Linked DNA regions of Homo sapiens: region 2 is linked to region 1. The links are chromatin loops, found by intact Hi-C in ENCODE. Cell type or tissue: psoas muscle. All regions are shown on one strand. Links, peaks and the distances in the headings refer to the core of each region. The heading gives the core; the rest is flanking DNA.

Region 1 (8,341 bases), core at 212-8,211:
TTCAGTCCTATGCTACCTATTTGGGTCTTTGTTTTTTCCTGCCTAAAAGAAGATACTGCCTAAAGGAAGTGGGTTAGGTGAGCAGACTTTTGTAGACTGGCTTAGCCTTTCATTAACTTTTCCCGAAGTGAGTGCTGCACATACTTTCAAAATAATAAACTAGGTAGTGTGATACATTTTAGATGGATTACTTACCACATAAATGTGTTAGTTTAACCTCTTCATTTAGTGCCGACTATGTCATGGCTTATGCTAGGCCTTTGAGGTAAAACAGCCGAGGAAGACATGAAATAAAACAGGTGGTGGCCAGGTGCAGTGGCTCACGCCTGTAATCCCAGCACTTTGGGGGGCTGAGGCAGGTGGGTCACTTGAGGTCAGGAGTTCGAGACCAGCCTGACCAACATGGTGAAACCCCATCTGTGCTAAAAATACAAAAATTAGCCAGCCAGGCCTGGTGGTACACGCCTGTAGTCCCAGCTACTGGGGAGGCTGAGGCAGGAGAATCGCTTGAACCCGGGAGGTGGAGATTGCAGTGATTAAGTAATAATACTATTTCCATGCTGAGCAAAGGGAAAAGGAGTTGATTACTTAGCACACAGTATGATTCTCAGATACACATTTAAATTGTTCCCTAGTGTTTTTATTGGTACCCTATGGTGGGTTTGTGGGGGCGATTGTTTTGAGTCAGCGTCTTACTCTGTCGCCCAGGCAAGAGTGCAGTGGCACAGTCATAGCTCACTGCAGCCTCAAACTCCTGGATTCAAGTGATCCTCCTGCCTCAGCTTCCCGAGTAGCTGGGACTACAGGTGCATGCCACCACACCCAGTGAATTTATTTTTTATTTCTAAAATTTTTTGTAGAGACAGCATCTCACCATGTTGCCCAGGCTGGTCTCAGACAATCCTCCCACCTTGGCCTGCCACAGTGCTGGGGATTACAAGCGAGAGCCACCACCCCAGCCCAATACCCAGTGTTTCATGCAACTTAAGTTTCAAGCTTTTAGGGGGATGGAGGAGATGCACTTGTGTTCCTAGGGTTAAGGCAAAAGAGGTGGTTAGTAGCACCAATTAATGTTAATCCGGGCATGAGTGGATAGCTATTTATATTAAACTGCCTGACCAATACCTTTAAGTTCTTCAGTAAGTGTTAATTTAATTGAAAAACATTTAGTTAACTATAGAAGCTGTGAAGATGTTAATTCGGCCAGTAAATTATTCATGACTGTTGGTGGGTTCGTTTGAGCTTTAATAGCTCCTAATAGACCTCATTAGTGCCTAAGAATGGCCCTGCAGTACTCCAGAGTTTCAGTTCCAGAAATCTCTTTTTTTGTGTTACTGAATCTTGGACTTGACAGTTCTTAATGTGATACGACAACCTGGAATGGGTTAATCCAGTTCAAGTGTTTCAAGATAACTTGTTTTCTCCATGTTGAGTTCTTTGGGTTCATTAATACACCTAAAGCATTAAGATAAAACCAATATACACAGTCTGTATTTTTTAAAGAAGAGATTATTTCTTGATTGGATAATTAAAACTATATAATTAAAGGTGGTATAACTGTTTACACTTGAATTGTGGCATAACTGTTTACACTTGAATTGTGGCGTCCTTTTGCTTATTAAGGATTAACTACCTTTTTCCTTTGGTTGTATATGGCAGCACTGGATTAGGTGCGAAAGGAGGCTGTGATAAAGAAATTTGAGTTTACCTCTCAGAAATTTGAAATAGAATTGGAGGAACAAGATACATAAAAACATGAAGTAAACAAAGTACAGAAATTGCTTGGTATCACTTGCTGCAAATTGCTTGGTGCAGGCAGTGGATGTTACTGCCCCATTCATTAGTAGGAATTAATGAATGAGTCTGCTGGAATGGTCAAGAAAGGCTTTTTTGTCACCTTGAAGATCACAACATAGTATTTTTTTGTGGGAAGACCCATATAAGCAAAGGTGGCTAGAATTCAGGAATCTCCCAAGAGTTGTGTTTAAGGATTAGGCGAGGTAATGGACTTCTGGTAGAACTGGAACACAGTAGAGAGTAAGGATGGAAGGTAGAATAGAGACACCTGGAATAGTAGTTCTTAATCCTGGCTGGAAGTCAGAAACACTTGGAGCAGGGGTTGGGGGGAGATAACAAGGCCTGGCACCTAACCTAGTGTAGTTAAATTTAGAATCTTTGTACGGGACTCAGGCTTTGATTTTGTTGGTTTTTGTTTGTTTGTTTGTTTAAGGTTGCTGGGGGTGGGTGGATAGCCAGGATTAAAAACTTCCCATCTAGAATGGTGGAAAAATAACTGAAGATGTTTGACAGGGGAGATGAGAAATGAAATTGGAGAGTTTTTGTTTTGTTTTGTTTTTTGAGACAAGGTTCTGATCTGTCTCCCAGGCTGTAGTGCTGTGTCACTATCTTGTTCTCTGCAGCCTTGACTTCCCAGTCCTAAGTAGCTGAGGCTCCAGGCGTATACCACCATGCCTGGCTAATTTTTTGTATTTTTAGTAGAGATGGGGTTTCTCCACGTTGCCCAGGCTGGTCTGGAGCTCCTGGGCTCAAGCAGACCTCCTGCCAAGGCCTCCCAAAGTGCTGGGATTACAGGCGTGAGCCAACTCACCTGGCCAAAATTCAAGTTTTTGATAGTCTGGTGGTGGTATGTGACAGAAAATGGAAAGTGTGCACACTGGAAGTTGGCGGATATATTAGACACCTGAGCTAAAATATGTCACTTAGTAGGATAAGAGATGAATACAAAAGATATAGCGAGGGAAATACTAACACAACTTGCAACATTGGGTATGGTGATGGAGAGGGGAAGAATCAAGATAGTTAAAGAAGTGGCCCTACCTCAAACCAGTTGTATTACTCTGAGTGGAGGCTGGGCATAGGTTTGTTTTTGTTTTTTTTTTTTTAAAGCTTCCCAAGTATTTGAGCACCATTACCCTGAGACATATATCTAGTCTGGGTAATAGGAGAATGATCTAAATAAAGTTGAAAGATCAGACAAGTGTATGTAACATTTGATATTTGAAGGAACATGGGATGTTAGAGAATAGAAAATGGCCAGATCAGCTGTTATTGAGTTTTTATTTTACATGTGAGGAAAGTGAAACTTAGAGAGATTAAATAACTTGTTCATGGTATTTACTAGTACCAGTGATTGCGATTAGGCTCTTCTGGTCTGAGCTATTTAATCAGCTCTGACCTCTCACCTGATAATCATTCTTCTGATGTTTTCAAATATCCATTTCTCAGCACGTACACCTTTTTCTTATCTCTGTAGAAATAATTTTCGTTAACACCATTTTGTAACTTTGGAGTCAGTGCAAAATTGTTGTTTATTTTATAGCTAATATAAAGCAGAAATGTGATTTTTACTGATAAATAAATTTTATTTCTCTTCTATAGACATTTCTCATCTATTTACTGCAGCAGTGCAAATGAGATTTCTGTTTGCTTACTAAGTCATCTCCTTTAGGATTTCAAGACTTAATACCACTTTCATCAAAAACTAAGGCACTGTTTCCTGTTACATCACGTTGAAATGCTTCATAATCGGGCTCCGCTACACCTGTCACACTACATATCCTATTTCACTTCAGCCCAGCTCTCTGTTCTAGCCAGGCTAGCCTGTTGATTTTCCTCTGAAACAACAAGCCACACATGTTGCCACAGGCATTCATGCAGAAGACTTCACTTGATGCTGGGCTTAGAAAATCATAGAATGCATGGTCGCTGCTCTGAAGAAAGAATTTAGTGGCATATTCTCGCTTGACTTATGTGCTGTTTCATGCCTAGAATACTCAGCTATTTTCTTTCTCCTAGAATTCTGCCTGATTTTCCAGGTTCACTTCAAATTCCACTTATTTAAAAGCCTTGGTTGCTTTGATGGACATGCAGTTGTGGATAAACAATAAATAATATTTCTAGATAGTCTGTGACATAATAGATACCTAGATACTAATTGAGCAAAATAATTTTTGGCATTTTTGTCCTATACTCTGTTTTTTTTTTCCATGTTTACATCTTGTCTTTTCAGCAAGATTGTCTATGCTCTCATGGCAGGGACTTCTTTTATGTTTTCCACAGAGCTAGATCCTTATAAAATACTTGCACTAAATTAAACATTATGCCATGTAACTGAGCTTATTTGGGGGAAGAGGTCAATAAAGACTATGGAATAATTTGAGGTCTTGGGTATGAGATACCAAAGGAGGTAGTTGCTAGTACTTGAGAGATTGCTCCAAATAACATCAGATGAGCATGCTTCCAAGTTTCCTGCATTACTTGCATGACCCATGATTCTAAGTTAATGAAATGAGTTTGTCCCTCTTCTCACCCACTGTCCCTGATTATTTTATGTATGTTATACTTAATGTCTTCATTTTTTACCTTTAGTATGAAGTGTAACAGAACAGACTTTACCACCTGAAACTGCTGCTTCAAGTTCAGATCAGGCAAGGAACAAACCTCGTAACAACTAACAAGACCAAAGAAGAGTACACTTAAGTTGAAGACACAACACTTGATCTGAAACAAGAAGTTTGTGCCTACTCAACAGCTTTGAAAGAGCACTTCCCAACGCTGCTAGTAGTCTTTGTTTTCTTCAGTGCTGTACTGTGAGATTGCCCGGTACAGCAGCAGTTGTATTCTTTATTAGCTTGGTAGATCATTTTCTCTCGCTCTTTTTTTTAATACTAGCAACTTTCATCCTTTGAAACGTGTGCTGAAAAAGAAGAATCAGCAAATACTACTGAAAGTGCAATATTTGAGTATCACTGCGAGGTAGGTTTGTAATTTCCTATTAAGAATCAGTTCCATAATTCTAGATTTCCTGATTATTTGGTCAAATATAAAATCTTTATTTGTTCTTTTCTAAAGGTATTCAGAAGACAGTTTTTCTATTCTCAACTAGTATGAAATATCAACACTATCTCTTGTTAGATAAGGACAGTATTTATGGTCAAACATTTTTCATACCAGATTATATTAATACATGCTGATCTCTCGACTTGCTGGTCTCTTAGAGAAGCTCCGTCTGTACTATTTAGAAGTTAGGATTTCAAATAAGAATGTGCATTGCAGTCTTTCTATGAGGGTCTGTGAAACTTTGGTGATATTTGCTACTGACGTCTGTTTCTTTCTCTCTACTGTCTTCAATGTTAGCTTCTTGAGGAAAGAACCTTACTTTATATCCATGCCTACATTTGCAGTGCATATTTGTGAACGGTATACAGTGCACATTTGTAAATGGTTGACATGCCTACTGTATTGTTAGGCATTGCTAGTGCTGAAATATAACGAATGAATAAGATACTAATGGACTTAATGATTTAGAACAATTTGTTACACAATATCACAATATAGGCTAAAAGATACTAATAAAATATTAAGAATATAACTGAAGCTGTTCCCTTGGAGGTAAGGAGGAGGGTAAAGAAAGCCTACAGAAAAGGGATATTTGAAGGTGAGTAGTACCTTGTTAAGAGGTAGAAGAGACATTGGTAGAGGTATAGAGGTAACAGAATTAGCAGATTCAGGGCTACGTGAAAGCACATGGTATATATTAAGTTGTTCATTATGAACAGAGTAGAGAATATAATTTTGCGGGAGAGTTATGAAAGGGAAGTTTGCTGGAGGCTTGGCCCAATGCATTTGTCTTTATTCCGTAGGAGAGCCATCAGATGTCTATAAGCAAGGGCTTAAGGGTTTTTCCCCCAAAAGTAAGATAGCTTTATTGCTTCACATTTTAAAGTAATATTCAGAAGTGTACCTTTAAAAGACAAATGGTGACACTTTTGAGGGAAAGGCTGAGGATGGGAAGACCTGTCAAAAGCAGTGGATCAAGTATAAGGAAGATAAAAGCTAAGGTGTAGGTAGAGAAAAAGGTAGGTGCTAGGTGTTCTGATGATTTAGAAGTGAGGACTTGGGGACCAATTGAATCTGAAGATAAATGTGGAGAGAATGGCTTTATCAAATCCAGTTGTGCAAACTAGAAACCTTCATTGTTCATAGGAATAGGGAAGTTAGAGTAGTAACTTACTGATATTAAAATATGTTATGGAAATCTATTGTGTTCATTAGATAGCAATCTGAAGTTGAAGGAAATACACTAGTATGGAATATTGAACAGTGGTTAACTTTGAGGGTAGGCTTATGAAGAGCAATTTTCCTTTTTAATCTTTAGTTTCCAGATTTTCTAAAGTTAGACATAAAGGAATTCAGAAAGGAGTCATCAGTGTATAGGTAATAAAAGGAAGAAGCACCAATGAAGAGAGCAAAGACATAGAAGTCAGGAAAAAGCACCAACGATAATTTCAGGAAGTCAATGGTAAACATTTTTTTAGATGCTACAGAGGTCAAATAAAATGAAGAATGAAAATAAGTCATTCAGTTACAAAAGCTTCACTGCTATTTCAAGAAGCGCTTAGGACTTTATTTCCAATTTATTGAAGGATTATGTAATAGTGTCAGTGACCTTGCTGTGCACTAGAATTATTCCTTAACAACTAAAAACTATAGTAAAATTATCTATGTCTCATAAACAGACACTGTTATTTAATTTTAAGGTAATTGTAGCATTTAGTTTTTCTATTTGTTTCTTCTTACCTTAGCTGATTTTTAAAAAATAATTTTAGACTAATTGTTGTGGATTCTGTTGGATTAGATAGGGAAGATTAACACAAATTGAAACCACAATTTTATGTTCTGAAGCATAAAAGATTAGATTTTTTTTTTTTTCCTCTCTGAGACAGAGTCTTGCTCTGTCGCCAAGGCTGGAGTGCAGTGGGGTGATCTTGGCTCACTGCAGCCTCTGCCTCCCAGGTTCAGGTGATTCTTCTGCCTCAGTCTCCTGAGTAGCTGAAATTACAGGCGCGCATCACCATGCCTGGCTTATTTTTGTATTTTTAGTAGAGACGGGGTTTCACCGTGTTGGCCAGTCTGGTTTTGAATTCCTGACCTTGTGATCCACCCGCCTCGGCCTCCCAAAGTGCTGGGATTACAGGCATGAGCCACCGTGCCTGGCAAGATTAGATATTAAGGCTTTCATTTCATTGACATGATTTATAGAAATAGATTTAACGAAGTCCTTTTTGTTTAGTGTAATCTTTGTATTCTGAATATTAGTTTACTACATGAACATTTTAATATATAAATGCATCCATAGCTGTCTAAAAATTACATGTTTACATATGTACAAAGAAACCACAATTGGGATGAAGATTATTGGCAGTAAAACATGGCTGTGGTTGTACAGTTGTGAAATAGTTCAGTTAAAGGGGGCACACAGCTAAGAAAACAGATTTGGTAATGCAATGGAACCCCCAGATTTTAAAGGGGGGTTTTGTAAAATCAGTAAAAATAGTACGTAATTAGGAACAAATATATATAGAAGGGTAGAATTAGCCATAAAATGGCAAGAAAGAATAAGGCTTATAAAGCATTTGTTTGAGATGTGAAAATAGACCTGAATTGTTTGGTGAATGATTTGATCCAGGTTAGTCTAAAGGTGACAGACAAGAGAAAAGCAAAACTAGAAAATTCCTGTCGCGCTCCTAGTTTTTTCTGCTGAATGCAATAATTTTCATACTTGAAACATAGCAAAGCAAGAGAAAACTGAGGCCCCAGATGAGTGAGAAAATAACAGGATTACTTGGCGGTTGCTAGGGTGCTAGTTGCTAGGTGTGTGATAGTAGTCAAATAGAGACCTATGACAGGAACTGTAAATGTCCTGATTTTTCAGTCAGATGTGGGAACTATTGAGCTTACTTTTCATCCCTAGCAAAAACCCCAGAGCCAGTGAATAAATAACTTGGCAGACTAGCTCATGATAGCATAATGGTCAATATGGAGAAATGTTGGATGGATAGCAGTTAGTAAGAGACTGATTTTAGAGAAGTCTCCAGGTGTATGCTGCCAGATGCTATCCTCGCCCTGCTTTTTTCAGAGACCTAATGAGTAGTTCTGTGAGTACCTATGTGCTACGTAAGCACTTATTTTAGGCTTTTTACGTGCAGCAACTCATTTAACCATCTCAACAACTCTGTGAGACAGGTGTTAAGGTAGGAGAATGAATGATTAAAAGATAAACTACAAAGAGTCTGATAATTTAAAATTAGTCACCAAATTGGAATACTAGATTAACCAACAGAAGGCATTTTAAAAGCATTAGGTTATAGTTTTTTTATTTGGGAACAAACGATCCATTACGGAGGAACTGAAAGAAAACCTGATTTCGCTAATGTGATTTGTGAAGAAATGATGGGGATGTGTTTTAGTTTTACAAAGTTATAAAACTTCAGTCTACAGAATCAAGGAGTGTAATCACTCAGTACTTTATATTGGTCGG
Region 2 (8,341 bases), core at 64-8,063, 55 kb after region 1:
CCACCATAGCACATGTATACCTATGTAACAAAACTGCACGTTCTGCACATGTACCCCAGAACTTAAAGTACAATTTTAAAAAAAGACATAGAAAACAATATTTTTGCTAAAACTAAAACAAAAATAGAATTCAGTGAGGCTAGTTTATCTTATATGCTGGTGCCTGAAGAAAAGCATGCTTAATTAGAGAAAAAGAATGAGTAGATAGACTTTTCCCATTAGAGGGAATTTCTGGGCATTTTCCTTGAAGGCTGCGGATGATGATACAATTGAGATTTTTATTATTGTTTTCCTTTAAATTTAGAGTTTGTTTCCTGATGATAGAAATAATACTTGTTCATGGCAGAAAATGTACATAAGCCAAAAGAATGGGGTAAAAATCACCATCATCACACTACCCAGAAAGAGTAAGAGTGTAAACTACACAAGCTGCTTTCAATGCCTAGAGTGATATGTAAATTAATACTTTTCTTTTTTTACAAAGACAAGATTATACTATATATACATTGTTGTAATATTATTTTCACTAATAACATTTTGTGAATGTTTTTCATGTTAATATGTATTCATCTACATCATTATTTTATTGTGTGGCATTTTATTTTATGGTTATACCATGCTTTATTCAATCTTTTATTGTAGACGTGTGGGTTTTTCCTACCTTTTGACTATTATAAATGTTTAGCTACAATAAACATTCTTGAACTACATTTTTGATTACTTACATAAAAACTTTCTTAAGAAAGTCATAAAAATAAAGGCACGGTGGCTCATGCCTATAATCCTAGCACTTCGGGAAGCCGAGGTGGGCAGATCACTTGAGGTCAGGAGTTCGAGACAAGCCTGGCCAACATGGTGAAACCCTGTCTCTACTAAAAATACAAAAATTAGCCAGGCGTGGTGGCGTGCACCTGTAATTCCAGCTACTCAGGAGGCTGAGGCAGGAAAATCGCTTGAACCCAGGAGACAGAGGTTGCAGTGAGCCAAGATCACCCCACTGCACTCCAGACTGGGTGACAGAGCAGGACTCCATCTCAAAAAAAAAGAGTCACTGAATGTTTCCGAACTGAGAATATAATGATCAAGTGGTTTTTCAGAAGATTTAACCTGGTGGTATTATGCAATATGGATTGGAGGCAGGGGAAATAATTAGGAATCTATTACAATTATCCAACTTTGAGGTAACTCATGACTTATCAGGTAGAATTACATTGGCTTCTAATAATAAAAAAAACTGACTAATCAGTGACTAAAACAAATTTACTTTTCCCTTTTTTTTTTTTTTTTTTTTTGAGATGGAGTCTTGCTTTGTCACCAGGCTGGAGTGCAGTGGTGTGATCTCAGCTCATTGCAACCTCCACCTCCCGAGTTCAAGTGATTCTCCTGCCTCAGCCTCCCGAGTAGCTGGGACTACAAGCATGCACCACCACACCCAGCTAATTTTTGTATTTTTAGTAGAGACGGGGTTTCACCATGTTGGCCAGGATGATCTCGATCTCTTGACCTCGTGATCTGCCTGCCTCGGCCTCCCAAAGTGCTGGGATTACAGGCATGAGCCACTGCGCCCAACCATTTTTCTTATGTATCAAGAAGTCTTGCTGGGTATGGTGATGCATGTTTGTACTCCCAGCTACTCAGGAGGCTTGGGTAGGAGGATCACTTGAGTCCAGGAGTTCTGGGCTATAGCAATCTATGCTGATCAAGTGTCCACACTAATTTCAACATCAACAGGGTGACCCTCCAGGAGCGGGGGACCACCAAGTTGCCTAAGGAGTGAACTAGCCCAGGTCTGAAACAGAGCAGGTCAAAACTCCTGTGCTGATTTTAGTAGTAGGATCACTCCTGTCAATAACCACTACACCCTGGCCTGAGCAACATAGTGAGACCCTGTCTCTTAAAAAAATTCCTTAATTAAACAAGAATTCTAAATATGGGAAGTCCTGGACTAATATGGTGGCTTTAGGATGCCATCAGGGACCCTAATTATTTGTTTCTGTTCAGATAGTCTTCATGTGGCTCTTGTCCTGCTCACCATTTGTGTTAAAACAATGGTTGGTTTGGAGGCCCCTATCCACATATTTCCTTTTTCAGGCAGGAAGAAGAGGAAGGGCAAAAGGCAAAACATATGCCAGCTGAGCTGGTCCCTTTTAAAAGAACTTTTGGAGACATCCCACCCAGCAATTCTGCTTACATCACTTTGGCCAGGCTGTGTCAAATGGCCGCTTCTAGCCACAAAGGATTCTAGCAAATGCTGTTTTTTGGCTGAGCACATTAATGCTCAAACCAAAGAAGTTTTTGTTTGTAAGAAAGGTAGGGAAAATGATCTTTGGGTAGGCAACTAGGGTATTTACACAATTGGAATGAGAAAATTGGAGTGTAACTTATATAAAGATAGGAATTACTGAAGGAGAAGCAGGTTCATGGAGGAAGATGCTTGGTTTGGATGTATCAATTTGTGGATACTGTTGGGAAATCCAGGTAAAAATGTAACAAAAAGGAGTTGGAAAGAAATGAACAAATATTTTGGTTCAGTAACACCTTTGTAATGTGTTGCAATATTGTTGATTGAGAGGTTGGCCATAAGGCTAAGCACTAAAATATTGTTAAGTTTTGCCAACAAAAAGGCTTGTCCCAATTTTCAAAAAGAAATAGTTAATAGTAAAAAGATCATTTGGTCTATGCCCATAATTCTGTTGCTAATCTGAAGTGCCAAGCTCATCTTCAATATAAGCTGTTATAATTTAAAATTTCTGCTGAGTCTAGCAGCGTACTTTCTTTACCTAGCAGCAACTATCAAATATTTAGTCATAACTGGCCGGGCGCAGTGGCTCACGCCTGTAATCCCAGCACTTTGGGAGGCCAAGGCAGGTGGATCATGAGGTCAGGAGATCAAGACCATCCTGGCTAACACAGTGAAACCACATCTCTACTAAAAATACAAAAAATATTAGCCGGGCATGGTGGCAGGCGCCTGTAGTCCCAGCTACTCGGGAGGCTCAGGCAAGAGAATGGCGTGAACCCGGGAGGCAGAGCTTGCAGTGAGCCGAGATCGCGCCACTGCACTCCAGCCCGGGCAACAGAGCGAGACTCTGTCTCGAAAAAAATATATGTATATACACATATATATACATATATACATATATATACACACACATATATACAGTCATAACTAAGACTGTGTGTTATTATGGAAAGAGCGTGAGATTTGGGTCCAGAGAGCCTTGGCTTTGCCATTTATGATGAACAGAATGACTTTGAGCAAGATACCTGTCAGAGCCCCAGTTTTCTTATTTGGGAAACAGGGATAAGGTATTACTTGCCTTACAGGATTGTAATTAGTATCAAATAGATAATGTTTGCCAAATGTTTTACATACAATAAAATGTTATACAAAACAAAGCTATTGTTCTTATTATAACAATAGGTAGAGAAGTGGTAACTGGATACTCTGGAGGACAGTTGAGTTTCTGTAAAAGACTTGAAGTAAATTTAACACTTAATTCATTAAACTGTCAACTGAAGTTCTGCTAAGTCAGACACATTACTAATAAAAACATGCATTCCTGAGCGTGTGTGCGTGTGCGTGTGTGTCTGTTGAGAGCTTGATGAATGTACCAGCATATTCACCAACCACAGAAAGCTGTTTGCGTGATGTGAAACCCTGAGGATCATAGCTTCAGAAACCGGAAAGACTTCACTGTATTTCACTAGGGTGGGATATCACCATCAGTGGTCCTACACTTGCCAAAGATCCAGTCTGTAAGAAGATTTAGAGAGTATTGAAATGCAATTTTTGGCCCACCACAGATATCTTCTAATCCCAAAGTAAAGACTGAAAGCTTCACCTGTTTTTCACTATCAAATGCCTCAAGCTATAAATAGGTCCAAAGCTCATCTCTCTCCACTTAGCAGAGAAGAATCAAATTTCCGGGGGCAAAGCAAAATAATAAAATGAATGTCAGGATATTTTATAGTGTCAGTCAGTCACCCCACAGTCTCCTCTCTCTTCTTTTCTACTGTGCTATCCTAGAATCAAGGATTTCAGCAACAATGCCTCTGTTCAAACTCCCAGGTAGGTGTACAAAGTGTTTGGAGAGCTCAGTTGTTGTTGTTTTTTTTTTTTTTTGACAAGCAACTGTTCCTTTAGCTACCATATCAGCTTTGATCATTCATTTAGGGTTCGTGATAGCTTTAACATACATTTCAGGAAAACACAAAATATTTTCAAGGGTTTTTTGTTTGTTTTTAGTTTTGGGATGTGGGTAAGTTTCTAAAACTGTTATCATGTATATTGCATCTTTGATGATCCCAGTAGAAAACTCTGTGAAATATTTAATATCTATTCTGCTAGTCTAAACAAAACCTGTGCTGCCATAGCTCTGAGACGGCTTCTACATAATGACTCTAGCTATGGTATTGGCTGAAAATCATGAACATGACAAAAATAACCCATGTGTGTATTCTGATGGTTCACGAGAATAGCTTTCTGTTGTCCAGGTTTGTACGCAGAGTAATTTTTAAAATAATAATGTTATAATTTTTAAATGATAAAAGCAATACATGTTTCATGTGAAATAGAAATTGTGCTGAAAAAATAAAAGTAATAAACATTCGTTTTGAAAGTTGGGAAATTCAGTAAAAGTAATAATTTTATTTTTTACTTATTTATTTATTTTTTGAGACAGGGTGTCACTCTGTTGCCCAGGCTGGAGTGCAGTGGCACGATCACGATTCACTGCAGCCCCAATCTTCTGGGATCTGGTGATCCTCCCACCTCAGCCTCCCGAGTAGCTGGGACTACAGGCACTTGCCACCACGCCCAGCTAGTTTTTGTATTTTCTGTAGAGACAGGGTTTCGCTATGTTGCCCAGGCTCATCTTAAACTCCTGAGCTCAAGCAATCTGCCTGCCTCAGCCTCCCAAAGTGCTGGGATTACAAGTGTTAGCCACTGCACCCAGCCAAAAGTAATAATTTTAAAAATCTGCACATCCATTATCCAAAGATATTCACTCTTAACATTTTAGTGTTTTTTTTTCTTTTCAATCTATTTTCTGTGTAAAATTAAAGAGTTTTTTTTAAAAAGGCACTGTTATTATATTGCACATGTAATTTTATATCCTGCTTTTGGCAGGATAATGTTTTGGCTTAACTTTACAACTTATCCTTTTACCATGGTATCCCAAACCTTTCCTAAAAACCATTTTAAAAGACTGCATATTCTATTTTCTTAATTAATCCCTTAGGTTCTTTATGGTTTGGGGGTTTTTTTTTGTTTGTTCGTTTTTGTTTTTGTTTTTGTTTTTTTAGAGACAGAGTCTCGCTCTGTCACCCAGGCTGGAGTGCAGTGGTGCGATCTTGGCTCACTGCAAGCTCCACCTCCCGGGTTCATGCCATTCTGCCTCAGTCTCCCGAGTAGTTGGGACTACAGGCGCCTGCCACCACGCCCGGCTAATTTTTATATTTTTAGTAGAGACGGTGTTTCACATATAACACAGTGAATATCTGTATTAGCCAGGATGGTCTCGATCTCCTGACCTCATGATCTGCCAGCCTCGGCCTCCCATAGTACCAGGATTATAGGCGTGAGCCACTGCACCCGGCCTCTTTATGGTTTTTTTAAGTATAAGTATGTTCTGATAACAATATTGACACCTAAAGCTTTTTCCATGTTTAAGGATGATTTCCGTAGGATAGCTTCTCAGAAATGGTTGTTTGGTAGGTGTTACTAAATTGTTTACCAAATGAGCTGTTTTAAGTTTACTACTACCAACATCATATGAGCATTCCCATCTTTCTTCATCAGATATTTTTAAAAATCATATTTTATAGAGAGTGCCTTTTAAAAAGTATACTTATAAATGTTAAGAGACATATTAGAAAAGAAAAGAAAATGAAGAGCTGTATAATGACCATATTCCCAAGCTTTCTGATGGCAGAAAACTGTAGACAAGCTGGAAGGCTGAGCTGAAATAACAGCAATCTACATGTGTCTACCCCAAAGCAGTGATTAATAGCCACCATGATTACAGAAAGTTGTTCACATATTTTATCTTGTTTTATTTTACTTCATACAGCTGAAGAGAAACGTGAGTATTGCATTACTTTTGCTGCCATTTGTCAGAGTATCAATTTAAAAAAATGATACTATTCCTTAATTCAGAAACATGGCTATTTTTCAGCAGTGTTTATTAAATAATAGCCTTGAAAGTCAACAAAGATTCATAATGACCATAGATATCCCATAGCATAGCAAATAAGCTCATGGCTTTTCTGGATTCTAGTGTGTGTATAAACATATATATATATATAATTATATATAATTTTTTAAAAGAAAACCTCATGCAGTGCTTTTACTTATTTATTTATTTATTTATTTATTTATTTATTTATTTATTTATTTATTTTGAGATGGATGGTCACCCAGGATGGAGTGCAGAGGTGTGAGCTCTGCTCATCGCAACCTTTGCCTCCCGGATTCAACTAATTATCTTGCCTCAGCCTCCCGAGTAGCTGAGATGACAGGTGCACACCACCACACCTGGTTAATTTTTAGTAGAGACAGGGTTTCACCATGTTGGCCAGGCTGGTCTCGAACTCCTGACCTCAAGTGATCTGCCCGCTTCAGCCTCACAAAGTGCTGGGATTACAGGTGTGGGCCACCACACCCAGCCTGTTTAATATTTTGAAATAAATGACATAGATTAGCCAAAGGGGCCTATTGAATCTTGCCTTAGTAAAGCAACTCCAGCGCAAAAAAAAAAAAAAAAATTGTTGTTCATTTTTGTGACCAGATAAAATAAAAACCTATTTTATTTATTTGTTTGTTTATTTATTTATTTTTTGAGATGGAGTCTTGCTGTGTTGCCCAGGCTGGAGTGCAGTGGTGCGATAGCTCACTGCAACCTCTGCCTCCTGGGTTCAAGTGATTCTCCTGCCTCAGCCTCCTGAGTAGCTGAGTTTACAGGTGCCCACCACCCATCTGACTAATTTTTGTATTTTTAGTAGAGACGAGGTTTCACCATTGGCCAGGTTGGTCTCGAACTCCTGACCTCAAGTGATCCACCCACCTCAGCCTCCCAAAGTGCTATGATTACAGGCGTGAGCCACCGTGCCCAGCCTTAAAAACCTATTTGAGATAAAACTATAACTTTGGTTGTATATTCCCCTCAATCTCAAATTAGACTTGTCCTTTTGCTGACTGATAGTAGGTCTGCCTCTGAATTCCTTTGGGAGATGAAATGTGGCAGACGAAGGCCTACAACCTTGTCTTTCCTACACATTAATAAAGCACTGCTGAGAAACAAGCATGTTTTTCTGGACCTGTTAAGAAGAAAGCATGATATTCATCTTCTCAAGAGTCTTGCACTTCCTGTGTTAATAATAGTAATCTCCAACTTCTGGACAGTACTGCATAGTTTTAAAGTATTTTTTGTTAAATCTTCATAACAATTCTCTGAAGTTGACGTTATTATTATTAACATTCCCCTTTATGATGATGAACACTGTGGCTCCCAGTTATTATGTGGTTTGCCCAAGGCCATCCAGCTGTTAATACACACATTTTCTTTTTTTAATTTTAATTTTTATTTTTATTTTTGAGACGGAGTCTTGCTCTGTCGCCCAGGCTGGAGTGCAGTAGCATAATCTCGGCTCATTGCAAGCTCCACCTCCCGAGTTCAAGCAATTCTCCTGCCTCAGCCTCTGGAGTAGCTGGGATTACAGGCACGTGCCACCACACCCAGCTAATTTGGTATTTTTAGTAGAGACGTGGTTTCACCATGTTGGCCAGGCTGGTCTCAAACTTCTGACCTCAGGTGATCCGCCCACCTCAGCCTCCCAAAGTTCTGGGATTAGAGGCATGAGAAATCGCACCCAGCCTATCTACTTATCTTTTGAAATATAAGTTTCACTCTTTCCTTTCTATAATCACCACCATTCCCTGAAATTTGTTTTGTTTGTTTGTTTGTACTCTGTCGCCCATGCTGGAGTGCAATGGTGCAAACGTGGCTTACTGCAGCCTCAACCTTCTGGGCTCAAACGATCCTCCCACCTCAGTCTCCTGAGTAGCTGGGACTACATGCGTATGCCACCATGCTTGGCTAATTTTTGAAAAAAAAAAAAATTTTGTGGAGGTGAGGTTCTCACTATGTTGCCCAGGCTCCAAAGTCTTGAACTCCTGGCCTCAAGCAATCCTCCCACCTCAGCCTCTCAAAGTGCTGGGATTACAGGTGTGAGTCACCATGCCAGGCCCACTCCCCGAGGTATTTTTGAAAGGCAGAACTCTTGAATTAAGAGTCAAATTTCAGCTGTGGTTACATGAAGTCAAAACAAGTGGTTGCTT

The links. A loop is a pair of places that touch in the nucleus more often than their neighbours do. Peaks named below come from ENCODE experiments on the same cell type or tissue, not always from the same donor. Only the 100,000 strongest peaks of a DNase experiment are listed, where the experiment ranks them.
Region 2: a loop joins it to region 1, with 9 times the contacts of the local background. A loop is called at or near these places in 3 of 110 quality-filtered maps.

Annotation. Positions count from the first base shown.
Region 1 is chr1:114,746,256-114,754,596 of GRCh38, reverse strand. CSDE1 (cold shock domain containing E1) reads left to right here. Exons shown (of 20, transcript NM_001007553.3): 2 at 4,390-4,776. Among named protein-coding and RNA genes, the nearest start is that of CSDE1, 7.6 kb to the left of the region's middle. In psoas muscle, for the core only: no CTCF peak of the experiment used is centred there; no DNase peak of the experiment used is centred there; H3K4me3 peaks cover 7,897 bases; H3K27ac peaks cover 8,000 bases.
Region 2 is chr1:114,691,181-114,699,521 of GRCh38, reverse strand. It overlaps AMPD1 (adenosine monophosphate deaminase 1), which reads left to right and starts at 3,976. Exons shown (of 16, transcript NM_000036.3): 1 at 3,976-4,072; 2 at 6,075-6,086. The coding sequence starts at 4,051. It also overlaps the pseudogene RN7SL432P. In psoas muscle, for the core only: no CTCF peak of the experiment used is centred there; no DNase peak of the experiment used is centred there; H3K4me3 peaks cover 5,115 bases; H3K27ac peaks cover 8,000 bases.